Linked DNA regions of Homo sapiens: region 2 is linked to region 1. A link is an interaction called in ENCODE POLR2A ChIA-PET data of the cell type or tissue named here. Cell type or tissue: PC-3. All regions are shown on one strand. Each heading gives the region's core, and the rest is flanking DNA. Links, peaks and the distances in the headings are about the cores only.

The links. ChIA-PET counts read pairs that join two places held together with the same protein. Peaks named below come from ENCODE experiments on the same cell type or tissue, not always from the same donor. Only the 100,000 strongest peaks of a DNase experiment are listed, where the experiment ranks them.
Region 2: POLR2A ChIA-PET joins it to region 1 with 11 read pairs; 5 of 35 experiments call an interaction of 5 or more read pairs at or near these places.

What each region holds. Positions count from the first base shown.
Region 1 is chr15:74,960,932-74,969,257 of GRCh38, reverse strand. No RefSeq gene overlaps it. Among named protein-coding and RNA genes, the nearest start is that of RPP25, 8.3 kb to the right of the region's middle. In PC-3, for the core only: no CTCF peak of the experiment used is centred there; a DNase peak (open chromatin) is centred at 4,207; H3K27ac peaks cover 750 bases.
Region 2 is chr15:75,220,212-75,228,537 of GRCh38, reverse strand. It overlaps the pseudogene TRCG1P. Among named protein-coding and RNA genes, the nearest start is that of C15orf39, 22 kb to the right of the region's middle. In PC-3, for the core only: no CTCF peak of the experiment used is centred there; no DNase peak of the experiment used is centred there.

The DNA.
Region 1 (8,326 bases), core at 307-8,306:
GCTGAGGCGGGTGGATCACTTGAGGCCAGGAGTTTGTGACCAGACTGGTCAACATGGCAAAACCCCGTCTCTACAAACAAAACACAAAAATTAGTTGGGCATGGCCGGGCACGGTGGCTCACACCTGTAATCCCAGCACTTTGGGAGGCCGAGGCGGGCAAATCTCCTGAGGTCAGGAGTTCGAGACCAGCCTGGCCAACATGGTAAAACCCCTACTCTACTAAAAAAAAAAAAAATACAAAAAATACAAAAAATTAGCTGGTGTGGTGGTGGGCACTTGCAATCCCAGTTACTCGGGAGGCTGAGACAGGAGAATTGCTTGAACTCAGGAGGCAGAGTTTGCAGTGAGCCCTGATTGCTCCACTACACTCCAGCCTGGGCGTCACAGCAAGATTCTGTCTCAAAAAAATAAAATTTAAATTAAAAAAATAAAAGGAGGCTGGGTGTGGTGGCTCACGCCTGTAATCCCAGCACTTTGGGAGGCTGAGGCAGGTGGATCACAAGGTCAGGAGTTCAAGACTAGCCTGGCCAAGATGGTGAAACCCCGTCTCTACTAAAAAATATATATATACAAAAATTAGCCAGGCATGGTGGTGGGCGCCTGTAATCCTAGCTACTTGGGAGGCTGAGGCAGGGAATTGCTTGAACCCAGGAGATGGAAGTTGCAGTGAGCTGAGATCAGGTCACTGCACTCCAGGCTGGCGACAGAGAGATACTCTGTCTCAAAAAAAAAAAAAAAGGAAGTTGCAACCTTGGGCTAAACTGAGCTACAGATACGTTATTTAAAAGCATGAGCTAGGCCAGGCGCAGTGTCTCACGCCTGTAATCCCAGCACTTTGGGAGGCTGAGGCCAGCAGATCACAAGGTCAGGCGTTTGAGACCAGCCTGGCCAACATGATGAAACCCCATCTCTACTAAAAATACAAAAAAAAATTAGCCAGGCGTGGTGGCAGGCACCTGTAGTTCCAGCTACTCTGGAGGCTGAGGCAGGAGAATGGCGTGAACCCAGGAGGCGGAGCTTGCAGTGAGCCAAGACTCCACCACTGCACTCCAGCCTGGGCGACAGAGCGAGACTCCGTCTCAAAAAAAAAAAAAAAAAAAAAAAAAAAAAAAATTAGCCAGGCGTGGTGGCGGGCACCTGCAATCTCAGCTCCTTGGGAGGCTGAGGAAGAAGAATCGCTTGAACCTGGGAGGCGGAGGTTGCAGTGAGCCGAGATCGTGCCATTGCACTCCAACCTAGGCGACAGGGCGAGACTCCATCTCAAAAACAAAAAACAAAAACACATGAGTTAGTTCATGTGGTAGATTGTCTGCAGAGATGGCTGTCAACAGTTCCTCCCATTCCTGTATATACATGTCAGGCCTTTCACCAAGAGGTACAGTTTATTTCCTTATCCCTTGAATCTGGTCTAGACATGTATCTTGGTTTGACCAATGGAATGTAGAGGACATGATAATGTGTGACATCTAGGTCTAGGCCTTACAAAGCCTGACAGCTCCCATTTTCACTGTTTTGGGATCAAGCCACTCAAGAAAGAAGCTTAGGCTAGAGTCCATGAAAAGAGAGGCCCAGCCAACACCCCCAGCCTTCCAGCCACCCCAGCAGAGGCACTAGACTTATGAATGAAGCCATCTTGAGTGTTCTGACCTCTGTCAAGCTCCCAGCTGAATGAAGCCATGTGAGTGACCACAGCCAGTATTAAGTGGAGCAGAAGAACTAACTGCCCAGCTGAACCCAGCCAAAACGAAGTCATTAGAAATAATACATCATTGGCTGGACATGGTGCGTCATGCCTATAATCTCAGCCCTTTGGGAGGCATAGGTGAGCAGATCACTTGAGCCCAGGAGTTCAAGACCAGCCTGGGCAACATAGTGAGACCCCATCTCTTTTTTTTGTGTGAGATGGAGTCTTGCTCTGCTGCCCAGGCTACACTGATCTCAGCTCACTGGAACTTCCGCCTCCTGGGTTCAAGCAATTCTCCTGCCTCAGCCTCCCGAGTAGCTGGGATTACAGGTGCCCACCACCATGCCTGGCTAATTTTGTGTTTTTAGTAGAGACAGGGTCCACTATGTTGACCAGGCTGGTCTAGAACTCCTGACCTTAGGAGATCTACCCTCCTCGGCCTCCCAAAGTGCTGGGATTATAGGCGTGAGCCACTGCACCCAGCCCATCTCTATTTTTAAAAAATATATAATAGTAAAAAAACATAAATAATACATCATTGCTATTTTAGCCACTAATTAAGGGGATGTGTGATTTTTGTGTGTGTGTGTGTGTGATGGGAGTCTCGCTGTGTTGCCCAGGCTGGAGGGCAATGGCGCAATCTCCACTCACTGCAAGCTCCGCCTCCTGGGTTCACACCATTCTCCTGCCTCAGCCTCCTGAGTAGCTGGGACTACAGGCACCGGCCACCACCACGCCCGGCTAATTTTTTGTATTTTTAGTAGAGACGGGGTTTCACCGTGTTAGCCAGGATGGTCTCAATCTCCTGACCTCGTGATCCGCCCGCCTCAGCCTCCCAAAGTGCTGGGATTGCAGGCGTGAGCCACCGCGCCTGGCCTGGTGATTTGTGATTTTAAGGTGATTTGTTACTCAGCAATAGATAACTGAAACAGTCGACAACATTTAAAAACCTGAAACTGGCCCACATGGCATGTGCCTGCGAATCCCTTGAGCCCAGGGGTTCAGGTCTGCAGTGAGCTATGACTGCACCAGTGCACTCCAGCTCTGGTCAACAAAATGAGACCTTGTCTCTAAAAGAAATTTAAAAATAAAAAATAGGCTGGGCGCAGTGGCTCACTCCTGTAATCCCAGCACTTTGGGAGGCCGAGGTGGGCGGATCACAAGGTCAAGAGATGGAGACCATCCTGGTGAAACCGCATCTTTACTAAAAACACAAAAATCAGCAGGGCGTGGTGGCATAAGCCTGTAGTCCCAGCTACTCGGGAGGCTGAGGCAGGAGAATCGCCTGAACCCAGGAGGCGGAGAGGTTGCAGTGAGCCAAGGTCGTGCCACTGCCCTCCAGCCTGGGCAACAGAGTGAGACTCTGTCTAAAAACAATTAAACATAAAAAAATAAAAAATAAAAACCTGAAACTGTCACATAAAAACATGAGTTTGGGGACTTCTTTTTTGAAAACACTGGACCTGTGTAGCTCACTTGGACTTCAGGGCAGAATCTTTTTCTTTTCTTTTTTTTTTTTTTTTGAGACGGAATCTGGCTCTGTCGCCCAGGCTGGAGTACAGTGGCGTGATCTCGGCTCACTGCAAGCTCCGCCTCCCGGGTTCACGCCATTCTTCTGCCTCAGCCTCCTGAGCAACTGGGACTACAGGCGCCCGCCACCAGGCCCGGCTAATTTTTTGTGCTTTTAGTAGAGACGGGGTTTCACCATGTTAGCCAGGATGGTCTTGATCTCCTGACCTCGTGATCCACCCGCCTCGGCCTCCCAAAGTGCTGGGATTACAGGCGTGAGCCACCGCGCCCGGCGCAGGGCAGAATCTTAAAGGTGTGCCCACAACCCCAGTGAACGAAGAAGATCTGTGGTTACAAGAAGACAACTGCTTCATCAGAGGGAAGAGTTCTGCCTGCTCCTGTGACTTCTCCCACAGCAGAAATGATGAGAGCTGGTGACATCCAATCATAACTCTATTATCTTTCCCAAGGCAGGTTCATCAGGCAGGTCATTCATCAGCAGGTACACATAATTTCTGGGCAGAGAGAGATAGAGAGTTCTCCCAGGAATTTTGCAAACAAAATATGTTCTCTTTCCTTGTTGAAATGTATAAAATTTATCTTCTGGGAGAATACATACAGGGTGCTTTGTGATTTACTTCAGAGTAGAAGGCAGGCACACTTGATTTACTTCATCGTTCGTTCAAGAGAAGGAAGACAATTATCTGGTTGTAATTATCCTCGTGGCCATAAAGGGAATTTGACTAAGTGTCTCCTGGAATTGAGAGGAACCCCAATTCATCCAGCTTGATTTGGGGGCTCTGTTCCAGGCTGGCAGGCTGGGGGATGGAGGTATCAAGGGTAGCATGTGAAAAATGCTGTTTCCACTCTCACCACCATGGGAAGGTGGGAAAGGAACAACTGTCAGGAAGAGAGGCGACCCAGGAAAAAGGGAACAATTTCCTGGCTTCTTCCCAGTACTCCAGACCCTAGGGGACTCTACAGCAAGGAAATTACATTGTTTGTCATGAGCCTGACTCAACCGGATGTGAAGGAAGAAGGGTTCTATCTATGTAACATTCAGAAAAGCTGACACAGACAACTCTCATTGAAATGAAGCAGAAAATGTTCAATCACACACAATCAAAATAAAACCACTGGGCCTGCAGTCCTGCCTGTCAATGAACAGCTGAGGCCCAGCAGTGCTGGCTGCCACATGGAAGTCAACATCCCCCTTCTGCCTCCCTGTGTTTTTTTACCCCATCCCCCCACCACCACGGGTTTCCCTACAAGCTTTAATGCTCAGTAGCTGAATCTATAGACAAGGGATTTAGCCTATCTCTGAAATCTGGGGTGACAACTCCATGGAAGTACTGGGGTATAACCTAAGACAATCATTTTTTTGTTTTTTGTTTTTCGGTTTTTTGTTTTGTTTTGTTTGTGCTCTGTCTCGCTCTGTCACCCAGGTGACACTACACTCGCTCTGGAGTGTAGTGGCCCAATCTCGGCTCACTGCAAACTCTGCCTCCCAGGTTTAAGCGATTCTGCTGCCTCAGCCTCCGGAGTAGCTGGGATTACAGGTGTGCGCCATCATGCCCAGCTAATTTTTATATTTTTAGTAGAGATGGGGTTTCACCATGTTGGCCAGACCCGTCTCAAACTTCTGACCTCAAGTGATCTGTCCGCCTCGGCCTCCCGAATTGCTGGGATTACAGGCATAAACCACCACGCCCGGCCTAACCTGAGCCAATTCTAAGAGATAAGTACTATTGTCATTGTTTCTATTTCACAGGGAAAGAAATCGAGGCACAGAGACGTTCCATAGCTTGACCAAGGGCACAGCTGGTAAGTGGCAGACCTGGGATTCCAACACAGGCAGTGGAGCTCTAGAGTCCAAACTCGTAACCACCCCATTAGCTGCTTCTGGGTGTCAGATGGGCAAGCATTTTCTGAGTTGTAAACAAAAACCTCGGTCGGGCGAAGTGGCTCACACCTGTAATCCCAGCACTTTGGGAGGCCGAGGCAGGTGGATCACGAGATCAAGAGATGGAGACCATCCTGGCCAACATGGTGAAACCCCATCTCTACTGAAAATACAAAAATTAGCTGGGCGTGGTGGCATGCGCCTGTTGTCCCAGCTACTGAGGAGGCTGAGGCAGAAGAATCACTTGAACCCAGGAGGTGGAGGTTGCAGTGAGCAGAGATCACACCACTGCACTCCAGCCTGGTGACAGAGCGAAACTCCGTCTCAAAAACAGACAAACTTCAGTGCACCCTGAAGGGCATATGATATATTTCTAGGGAAGCAGACCCAACCAAGCTCCCTATCTCTGCCCCAGGTCAGTGCTGGAGAAGGACCAGCCCTGATGCCTTCCACACCAGGCAAATGCAAAGCAGAACACGCCCTGGAGTGCTGTGCCCTTCATTATGGATAGCCAGGGAGGTCTTGATAGCTGGTGGCTTTCTGCCCTGCCTTCCCTTCCTCCTGCAATGGTCTAGTGCCATGGTTAAGAGCAGACACTGGAGCCAGACCATCTGTCTCTGGATCTGGCTCTAATTTACGTATGAAGTGGGTAGCAGCTACCTCATAGTGCTTGTTGTATGTGATGAGTTTGTACATGTAAAGTGCTTAGGATAGTGTCTGGCACATAGTACGTGCTAACTAAATGTCAGCTGTAATTGATAATGATTCCTCACTTTATCAGCTCTATATCTTCCTCCCATCCCAACGTTCTCAAGCATCCGGATTATTTTGTTTTGACCAATTCCCATTTTGGAGGGACCTTATCTTCAGAGGACAAAACTGATCCTAAGGGGGGAAGCAATAATGGAGGATTCTGGGCATCACAGCAGGCTCTTGGGAAGTCTTTCAGGAATAGGAGCTCTCCTGGGAACACTAATGTTGCCCAGGTGAGTGGCTTTTCGCTGCACTTGCCTCTAGAGTCTGGAAGGAAGATAGGGGAACTACTGGCAGCATCCCGTCTTAAGGAGAACGAGAAGGAGGTCCCATGGATGCTTTTGCCTCTCCTCTCCTTTCCCCTTCCACAGACACCACTCCTCATTCATTCTAGGCCCCACACACCCCTCTTCCTCTCAGGACTCCGGTGACTTGGCCTATCTGCTAGGAGAGCAATTGAATTTCATGCAAGATTAATGGTTCTTGTCCTCAAATGGCATCACTCACTGGGTCTGCAATGCAAACCCCCATTCCCCATCTGTGGGGCCAGAGCCAGCACAAGAGGTAGAGTGGCCTGCAGGCAAGAGGCTTGGCCAATGGTAAGTCTCCTGGGTCCTGTCCTGACTGGCTGAAGGAGAAAAGCAATACCTAGAGCTGAGCCATGGTGAGGAGGTTGGACCGAGGGTGAGATAGAGAGCTGAGAAGGAGAGCTGGAATCAGAGCACTACCCCAGGGCCTGGGACTCAGTCTGACAGAAGAGATGCCTGGCCTGGGCAGAGGCTCTTGTATGGCAGAGCCCTCTCCCTGTCTCCCAGACCACATTCACTTCCAGGCATCATCAACCAGCACTATTACATTTACAGAGAGCTCTGATACCCATAATCCCACTCAATCCTCAGGAGAGCATGTGGGGTGGTAACTGCTGTTACGTCTGTGAAAACAATCTCAGAAAAATTGTCAATCATGCATTCACTTAAACATCTATTAAGTGCTTGCTGTATGCCGGGAAATAAACCTAGCTCTCCTGATTCAAGGTCAGTGTTCTTTCCACGTGTTTGCTTCAATATGTTGATTCCTTCTTCCGTCTCCTCCTAAATTTGCCTCCCAAACACTCGCCTTCTGTTGCGATTTTTTTTTTTTGAGACGGAGTCTCATTCTGTCACCCAGGCTAAAGTGCAGTGGCGCAATCTCGGCTCACTGCAACCTCTGCCTTCCGGGTTCCTGCGATTCTCCTGCCTCAGCCTCCCAAATAGCTGGGACTACAGGCACTCACCACCATGCCCGGCTAATTTTTTATATTTTTAGTACAGACCGGGTTTCACTGTGTTAGCCAGGATGGTCTCGATCTCCTGACCTTGTGATCCACCCGCCTTAGCCTCCCAAAGTTCTGGGATTACAGGCGTGAGCCACCGCGCCCGGCTCTGTTGTGATTTTTGAAATGCCTACAGTTCTTTGATACCCTTCCCTTCAGGAAATGAAGTCTGAAACCCCTCCTTTTGAATGTAGGCTGGGCTACCTTCCAACTAATATAATAAACTGGAAATGATGGCGTGCAACTTCAGAGGAGGCTGGCCCATAACAGGCACTGCAGCTTCCTGCTTATTTTCTCTGTCCCTCTCTTTCTTTGTCTCTTTCTGATCACTTGCTCTAGGGGAAGCCAGCTGCCAGGTCATGATCAGACCAGTGGAGAAACAGAGGCCTCTGACCAACAGATATGTGAAGTAAGTTTGGGAGTAGATCCTCCATGCCCAGCTGACATCTTGACTGCAGCCTCATGACAGACCCTGAGCTAGATGAGACCTCTTCAAGCTGTTCTTGGATTTCTGACCCTCAGAAATTGTGTGATCTCACAATAATAAATGATTGTTGTTGGGTTTTTTTTTGTTTGTTTGTTTTGAGACAGTGTCTCGCTCTGTTGCCCAGGCTGGAATGCAGTGGTACAATCACAGCTTACTGCAGTCTAAACTTCCTGGAGCCACTGCACCTGGCCAAATGTTTGCTGTTTTAAGCTGCTGAGCTGTGGGGTAATTTTTATGCAGCAACAGATCACCAACACATCTTTTCCACTATGGAACACCCTCATCTCCCAAAGCTAACCCCTTTGGGCAGTTTGAGTCACTTAAAAGTTTATTTTTCTCATACATTCGGCTGAGATAGTAAAGGGAGTCAGAACTCTGAGTTCAAACATCTGTGGTTGCTTCTTTCTAGCTGTGGTACATAAGGCAAGTTATTTAACCTCTCTGGGTCTCAGTTTCACATCTGTCAAACAATGATGATACCTTCCTGGAAAGAAGAGTGTGGAGATTAAACACATCTGACCCAATGCTGGGCACTCGGTGGGTGCCTGCTAAATCTGAGTTCCCTCTGGCCCTGCTAATTTTCTTTTTTGTTGTTGTTGTTTTTGTTTTGTTTTGTTTTTGAGACGGAGTCTCGCTCTGTCGCCCAGGCTGGGGTGCAGTGGCACAATCTCGGCTCA
Region 2 (8,326 bases), core at 16-8,015, 260 kb before region 1:
GGTGGGTGTTTATATCGAATACAAGTTCCAGACTCCCATCACTACCCACCTCCAAGGCCTGGCTAATCACTTGGCCCAAAACATAACAGATCCCATCCTCCAGAAATCCAGCATCGTGGCCAATGGTGAGTCGGGGCTGCAATCCCTGTGTGTCTCTGGGCCAGCAGGCTCTTTCCCTCTCTAAACCTTGGTGTTCCCCTTCTAGAGAATGGGCAGAATTTCCTTCAGACAACACTTGCTCATGTGTTGGGGCCACAGAGAGGAATGGGGCATAGAGCTTTAGCAAGGAGCTGGACAGAGGCGAGAAGCAGTCAAGATCAGAAGGATGAGAGGGTCCCGTCACCTCCCTGATTGCCCAGGACCTCACTGAGTCCTCACATGCATGACAAGATCTGTCCCACCAAGTCAGGGGCAAAAGCCCTCAGCTCTGCCCCAGTGCAGGGGCTGCAAGAAGCCCATATCTCCTCTTGGGGCCTCCTGCAGGATGACTTCTGCAAGCTTGTTGCCATTCAAACAGGGAGAGCTGTTCCACACCCAAGTTAGGAGAGCGCTGGGTCAAATCAGTCCCCTCCAGCTACGCACAGCCCAGAGCTGCTCTCCGAGGACCCCTCAGCCACAGAAGGTGCTGGTCCTCCTACAGTGCTGCCCCACCCCCACCACCACAGCCTCCTGGGGGTGCGGTCGGGGGTGCGTTCAGGGGTGCCCTCCTTCGGGCTTTGCCCCTGCACTCACTCCTACACAACTACTCTCCCTGCCGGCAGCCCCAGAGACCAGATTGGTTTGGGCCTCTGCCTCCGCAGGCCCGAACCACCATCTCTTCTGCTCCCCAGAAAGCCAGCTCCCAGCACACAGGCAGCGTTCCCTCTTCATTCCTCAACACAGAGGGCCCCTCACAACCCTCTCAACAGATGGTAGAGCTCCCCATGTGTCCTCTTAAAGAGGCTTCACCATTGATGGCCACAAGCCCCACCATGACCTCCACCCAGGGAGTGAATTTTCTTACGTGTCTCCCACCGGATCAGGGACAAAATAAAACATAAAAGCAGCAGCTGTTAAATTATCAGCAACATTTCCTACTAGGATCAACTCACGGAGTGGGCAGTGTATTCCATTAGATGGATTAGTACAGGGGTTAGCAAGCATTTTCTGTAAAGGGCCCGATGGGAACTCTTTAAGGCTCTGCAGGCCACTGGGTCTCTGTCACCACCTACTCAAACCCTCCTCTTAGCAAGAAAGCAGCCCTAGGCAACATGTCAACAAATGAGCGTGGCCACGTTCCCGGAAACCTTTCTTTATGGACATGGAAGTTTGCATCTCACGTACTTCTCATGTGTCACAAGATACGATTCTACTTTCCATGTTTTCAACCATTTAAACATGTAAAAGCCATTCTTAATTCATGGGCCACACAAAAACAGGCAGCAAGAAATTTGGTTTTTAGACCAGTGGCAGCTGACCCCTGGATGGAGCATAAGAGCTTGGGTGTGTGTCCCACTCCAGGGCTTCCAGGAGAGGGGATGCAGGCTGATGCCACCTCCACCCCCATCACTCTAGGGGAGAAGGCAGAGCTGGTGCTGTATGAAGTTTGGCTGCAGATCCTGGTCCAGCCCTACACCAAGGCTTTGGAGGACAAAACCAGCCCTGAGTTCTGGGCACTTCAAGGGCAGCTGACGAGATGGGTGAAGTGGCGGGATGAAGTGGGGGGTCGAGGAAGAGGCCTCGGGAAGATGGGGGATGACTGGACAAGACTTTGGTAGAGCTGTGACCCTCTTCATCCTCTCCTGACCCCCCAGCTGAACTTCATCCTCAGACCTCTGCAGAACTTTGACCAAGTGGTGGTGGAGGAATTCCCGTGGGTTCAGGGTGGCCCTGGGTGACCCAGGGCTCAGACCTGGGTTCTGGGGTTGAGGGCAGGAGGCTGGAAGAGATGACCTCCCCTAGTCCCCCAAGGCTGCCCAGCCCCCTGAAGTCTGTGATGATCCTCCCACCAGGCCGGAGCCACTGACTGCCAGAATGGGTGCCACCTTCTTCAGGGCGGCGCCAGCCCAGGCTCTCATGTGGGACCGTTTGCGCCAGGGTCTGCACACCCTGGGGAAGGCAGAGGGCCTCTTGGTGGAGATGGTCATCCCAGACCTCGGTCAGTACCTCCTTCCCTCTGCAGGCCCCCTCCCTCTGTCCATCTGCCTCCTCCCTTGGGCTCGCTGCCTCCACATGCCCTGATCTGAAGCCTGCCTCCCCTCCTCATGGAGCCCTCCAAGGTGCTCCTAGCCCCAGCTCCCTGGTCCCGCAGCACCTTCTGAGCCCAGATTCTGCCTTCTCAGAAGTCTGGGAGGCAGGGCCCCGCCTGGCCATGGCCTTCTTGCTCTGCTCCAGGCACCCCCAGCCCTGAAGTCTCCAGTCCGCTGGACGCCTCCATCCCTTGCTATGCCGTGGCTCTCCTCATCCTGGGCCTCCTGCTCGTCACACTGGCCCTTGTCCTGGTGAGTGTCTGGCTGGGCCCGGGCGCCTTCCTGAGGGGCAGCCTAAGCCTTTGACCTCTTGAGCCTTTAAGCCAAGCTGAGGGGTGAGCAGGCCCCTTTACACCCCTGATTCCCCCACCCAAGCCCAGCATCTCCTCATCCTCCAGCTGGGGTTGCACGGTTTGGGGCCAGGGGGCTGGGCCTGATCCCAGTGTCCCCACCCTTCTTGTCAAGGTGCTAAAGTGGAGGGCCTCCCATGGGGTGTTCAGCCTGGGTGTGTAGAAGCACACAGTGTGGTACAGAGGACCCTCTCCAGACAGGTAAGTGGAGGGCGGTTCTCCCTGACCCCACCCCAATTGTTTGTTCTGGGTGGGGTCCACCGCGCCTCCTGCCAAGGCCTTCTGCAAACACTCCCCGGGGGCTGTCATTGGCAGTGCCTGGGGGGTGCAGTTGGTGTGCCAGAAAAGCTCCCCAGTACTGTGGGCAGTGGCCCAGGCAGTCAGGCAGACTCCCCCAAGCAGGCCCCACCTACCCCTCGCCTGTTCCCAGCTCCCTCCCACCAACACTAGAAATGATGTTGGGGGCCGACAGAGACTGAACTTAGGAGCACAGGAGGCCAGGAGACCTGGGACAGAGAACAGGAGGTGTGGGGAGGGAATCTTCCTTCCCCCACTTCCCACTGCATGAGGGCCAGACAGTGGCACCTCCAGGTCCTGGAAGGACATGTGTGGACCCAACTCAGCTTCCCCTTTGTCTTATGGCCTTTCTTCTCCCTCCCCCGGGGCCAAGTGGATGTGGGAGGAGGCGCAGCACCGTCCTGGGTGCACTCAGACTCATTCCCCACTCCTGGCCTTCACTCCCTTTCCTCTACACACAGGTGACCCCTCATGCTGCTGCTCCCTCTGCTGAAACCCAAACTCCAAACCTCTCCTCTCCCTGCCTTCACCTTGCCCCATGGCTTCCACAGACGGTGCCTCAACCCTGAGGAATGAATCCGGAGTTCCAGCACCACTGACTTTCCCCAGAACTCAGAGCCAGAGAGGGCCAAGGACCAGCTCGAGGACACACAGCCAGGGCTTCTTCCCTCCAAAACCCCCAAGGATTGGACTTGCAGGGCTGGGACAGAGGTGGGGTGGGGGAAAGCAATGCCTTGTCAACCCACGCGGGGAGCCCCACTCCCATCCCCAAGGTGCACAAAGTTGAGAAACACCCCTGCTCCCACGTCCATGCTCACTCAGGGCCCTGCTCCAAGTGCTTGGCACTCACACCAGCCTCCCGCCCTCCATGCCACAGGTATCGGTCTCATTTACAGAGGGGGAAATGGTGGCCAAGAGCCTCCCCCAGCACACACAGCTAGACCACACAGAGGACTTAGGCACAGCTCAGGTGTCCGCAGTCTCTGCTGACCCTCTTGCCACTCGTGCTGCCAGGGACCACACTTTGGAGAGGGAGGAACGAGAGTGAGCTGGGTGCTCACACACAGGACATGGGGTTGAGGCGGGGAGATAGGGAAGGGTCAGACCGGAGGAAAGGGCAAGGTGTGATCCTGTACATACACATCACAAAGCCCACTGAGGTGGGGGCACTCAGGCCGGCTCTGGGCGTGGCCCAGCATGGCGGGCCTCAGACAGCAGAACACGGCAGCCTGGCAGCCCTCCCGTGGCGCTTTGCAGGGCACCTTCATCCCCACAGAGCTGGGTTAAGTTTCTCTCCCTGGGGCAGGAACTCAGCTGCAGAGGCAGCAGGAAGGGGACAGAAGCCCGCCCCAAAGAGGGCTGGGGCAGGGGCACCCTTACGCCCGCCTGGTCTGGCCCAGTAGAGCTGGAGGGACTGTCAGTCCTAAGACAAACACTGGCCCTTTGGGGGTATGGAAAAGTCAGGAAGCAATCCAAAGTTGGTATTTAAAAAACTGATTTCTAGATACTTAGACGGTCATATGGTGTGAGGAGCTGGGGGCGCCCCAGGGTAGAGCCCACAAGAGGAGGAAGACTGAAAAGGGGTCGGAGTGGGAATGGGGGCTGCTGAGGGCAAGGCCCACCCCCCTCCCTGACCCCCAAACCCAGCCACAGAGCCAGTCAGCCTCAGGCCAGAGGGTGTGAGCAACGGGGGCCCTGGCTGCTCTACAGTGAATCAGAGCCACTGAGTGTGGGGGGGTCTTCCAGGGCAGGTGTGGGGCCGCCAGGCCAAGGTGAGGCAGGCTCCCAGGGCAGAGACTGAGGCCAACCCCTGCAGCCCCACTGCAGGGGGGAACACTGGGATAGGCAAGGGTCTTAACCCAGAACGCCCCAGCAGCTCCCGTGCCCATCAGGACACCATTGAGGCTTGGCGGTGGTGGAACCCAGGAATGGTCTTTGAACCCATGACCTGGAAAGGGGAGCCAAGGATAGTCCTGGCCTGAAGGCTCCTCTACCTGCAGGCAGTGTGGAGGCCCAGCGAGGGGACCCCAGGAACCCAGACCATGAGCTTATGTGGCCAAAGACAGCAGCCAGCACCAAGACATCAAAGAGGGCGGGTAGAAAGATCATCACATCGGGATTGACTGTGGCCGGCACCAGGTTCCTCTGTACTTCTGGAATACACAGGCCTCTCCTTCCTATCCCTGAAGCGCCCATGCCCCCACCCCAGCACCCCAAAGACCAGCCCAATATATGCATTTGTCCTGGGTCAGCCCCACTGTCCAAGCAACTGCAATTTCTCACTAGAGAGCCAGGGCAGGGCAGGGTGTAGGAGGGGTCCCTGGAAGATGCCCCCAGAATGCCCTGATGCCTAAAACGTTCCCCATTGGGCCTTCTCAGGGAGGGAGGGTTATGGCAGCCTTGTTCTCTCCAGCTACCTCCATCACCACTGGAGCCCTTACAGGCGTCATGGGAGAGAATTGGCTCAATGGAGCCAGGACCAGCATGGACACAGCCCTGGGGCTGAGGCTAAGTGGGCTCTGGGAGACCGTCACTCTCTCTTCAAGCTTTGGTCTCCTGGCCCTCTACAAGCCAGGCTGTTTCAGGCTTTGCATGAGGTCTTGCACACAGACAGTTCAAACACAGCTGGTGGACACAGTGGGCTTTAGGGAGGGGGCACATAGCTGGGGGTGGGGGCTGGGTAACAGGGAAAGGGGGCCCTGGGGCTAGCATGGCCTGTCTGGTGGTGGTGCAATGGGACCTGCACCACATGAGGAGAGAGGGTCCACCTGGAAGAGTGGACCAGCCAGATGACCAACAAGCTGGATGGCCACTGCCAGAAACTGCAGGACAGCAGAGGGGGCTGGGAAAGGACAGAGGACAGCTGGGGGGCAGGGAACGTGGGTTCCTCCATACAGCCACGAGTCTTCCCTAAGTGGGTCTTCCCCATGGAGGCGAGGGGGCATTCAAGACACACCTCCAGCCCACCTCAAACCATCTCAGGAAGCCACCACCAACTCACACAGGCCAGCTGAATTGTCACAGTGACCCCAGAACAGCACAGCCCTGTCCTTCAGATGAATAAACAGAGGGAGAGACGCATCTCACAGCCAGGAACTGCGACTCAGACCCAGGTCCAGCTGCAGTGCTTTCTCGATGGCTCTGCCTGCACCTCCTCTGGGACTCAGTTCCCGCTAACAAGTGAGCACCTGAGTACGGGTGAAATGGGTGCTATTATCCCCGTCTGGCTGCTGGGGAAAGGGAAGCAAGGCACAGGTGACTTGCCCAAGGCCAAAGTGACAGGGCTGGTTCAACCCCATCTGTCTCAGCCAGCACATCCCCATGGCAGAGGCTTTACTGTGATCCAAACCTGGAAGGTGGAACTCCTTCCAATGTCCCACCCAGGGCACAGAGCATGCAGCCCCATGTTTGAGGAGGTGACGGTATGGGGAGGTGACAGTGTGGGAAACAATCTGGCTAGGCCAAGGCCTCATGGAGCCCAGGGTTCCCTAGGGCCAGGAGAGCTCTGGAGCCCACCCCGACACCCACTGGAAATGTGGAATCTGCACCTGCAGGAGATCAGGAGAGCGGTTCAGCCTCCGATGCACCTGCAGCGAGGTGAGACAGGCACAGGTGGGCGCCCTGCTTCCAACCAGCGTCAGGTGGGCCGGAAGCAGATCTCCTGCCTGACCTTCCTCTCCTACCTCCCCCAAGCAGAGGAGAAGGGGCAGCCGCCCATCAGGCCATTGCCCACATTGAAGCCGCTGAAGCCAGGTCCCAACAGGTGAGTCTGACCCCTGACTATCCCAGGCCCGGCCCAAGGCAGTCATGTCTCTGGTGAGGACCTGGTAGATAGATGTGATGTCCCCAAGTGGCTCTATAAACCTCTGATTGAGGATAATCAAGGAAACGGGCAAGACCATCACACTCAGCCAAGAACACGAGGGGGACTGGGGCAGGCAAAAGTCAGTTTGGGCCCAGGCCTGGCCCCTGGAAGGATGGTGGATGAGGGGCCAGCCACGGTGAAGGGGAATGGATGGCCACGGGCTGGGTGGTCAGGGCTGTCAGCTCCTGCAGCCCCTGCGGAATGTCTGCCCAGGCCTGGCTCTGCGCTCAGCCTTCTGCCTGGAGCCACAGGTTCCTGGACACCGGCCTCAAGTAGGGATAGTGGTAGGAAAGGCACTTGTGGCCACATGTGGGCACCTAAGCATGGGACAGAGGGGTATCATGCCCCAAAGAGACCATAGAGGCCAAGAATGTAAGCAGATGTGACACCATCAATAAACCCCCCTGTCCTGGGGGTTTATTGACACCATCAATTAAGTCAGAGCCTACCCTGACCCTGACGCTACAGCTCAGTCTGGTTGAGACTCACAAAGAGATGTTAGTGCTGGGCAGGGGACCTGGCCCAGCCTGCGATGTCCAGCAAAGCTGTGGGCTGGACAAGAATCTCTGAAGATTAGTCCAGGACAAGGACAGCTGTGTCTGGGCAGGGAGTGGGGGCAATGCCCAGGAGACCTGAGGACCTTTAACTAGGTAGGGTGCCAGGTCAGGATGTGCAAAAGAGAAGGTGGCATGGCAGCATCCGCCCGAGGCCAGGCTATAAACCTCGGGGCCGCCCTGTGTAGCCTAAACCATGCTGCCACCCAGATGCCATCCTTCAAATGTGAGGCAGGGCTGGGAGAGCCCCCAGACCCCTCATCCCTCCCGCCCCAAGGTGGTTCCCATCCCTCACCAGAAGGAAAGTGAACTCTTCTATGGGGCACAGCCTGCCAGGTTCTGTGTCACCTGGTGGAAGGGGCTGTGGGGCAAGCCGGGGGAGCTGCAGCTGGGTGAGAAAGAACCCAGGTCCCACTCTGTTCCTACCTGTCAGGTGACCTCGGGCAAGCTGCTTTCTTTGCTTGGGGCCAAGGAGAGTCACAGGGGAGGGGCCAGGTTAAAAGGGCTCCACCCTGGAGCCCAGAGCTACCCATAGAGAAAACCCCTATCCTCCCGATTCCGCTCCCAGCTCACGCTGCTGCGATAACATCCTCCCCATCAGAGAGGCCGTGGGAGGCAGAGGCTGACCCTTCCTCCTTCAGGCACCTCAGCGGGTTTGGTTCCGCCTTCATCATGATCAGGGAGGGGGTCCCTGGGATCTCAAAGGTGAGGGGCAGCTTCTCGGGCTCCAGGTGCTCCAAGGTAGACCCTGCAGGGCACCAGAGCTAGAAGGGCATTGGGGAAGATCTTGAACCAGGCCAGGACCTGACCTCTGCCTGGCCATGGTGACTCTGAGCCAGGTAACCCTACGTTAGTCTCAGTCTGTCACTGTGTCTCACGGGGGATGTCAGCATTGCCTTTGGAGTCAAAGTAGGTAAGCCAGGGTAACCAGAGTTCCCAGTAGGGACCAAGACCAAAGGATGCAGGGGTCGGGCCTGTCCCAGAAGGTCAGGCTGGACAAGGGGCTGTGTCAAGCTGGGGCAGCTGAGGTCC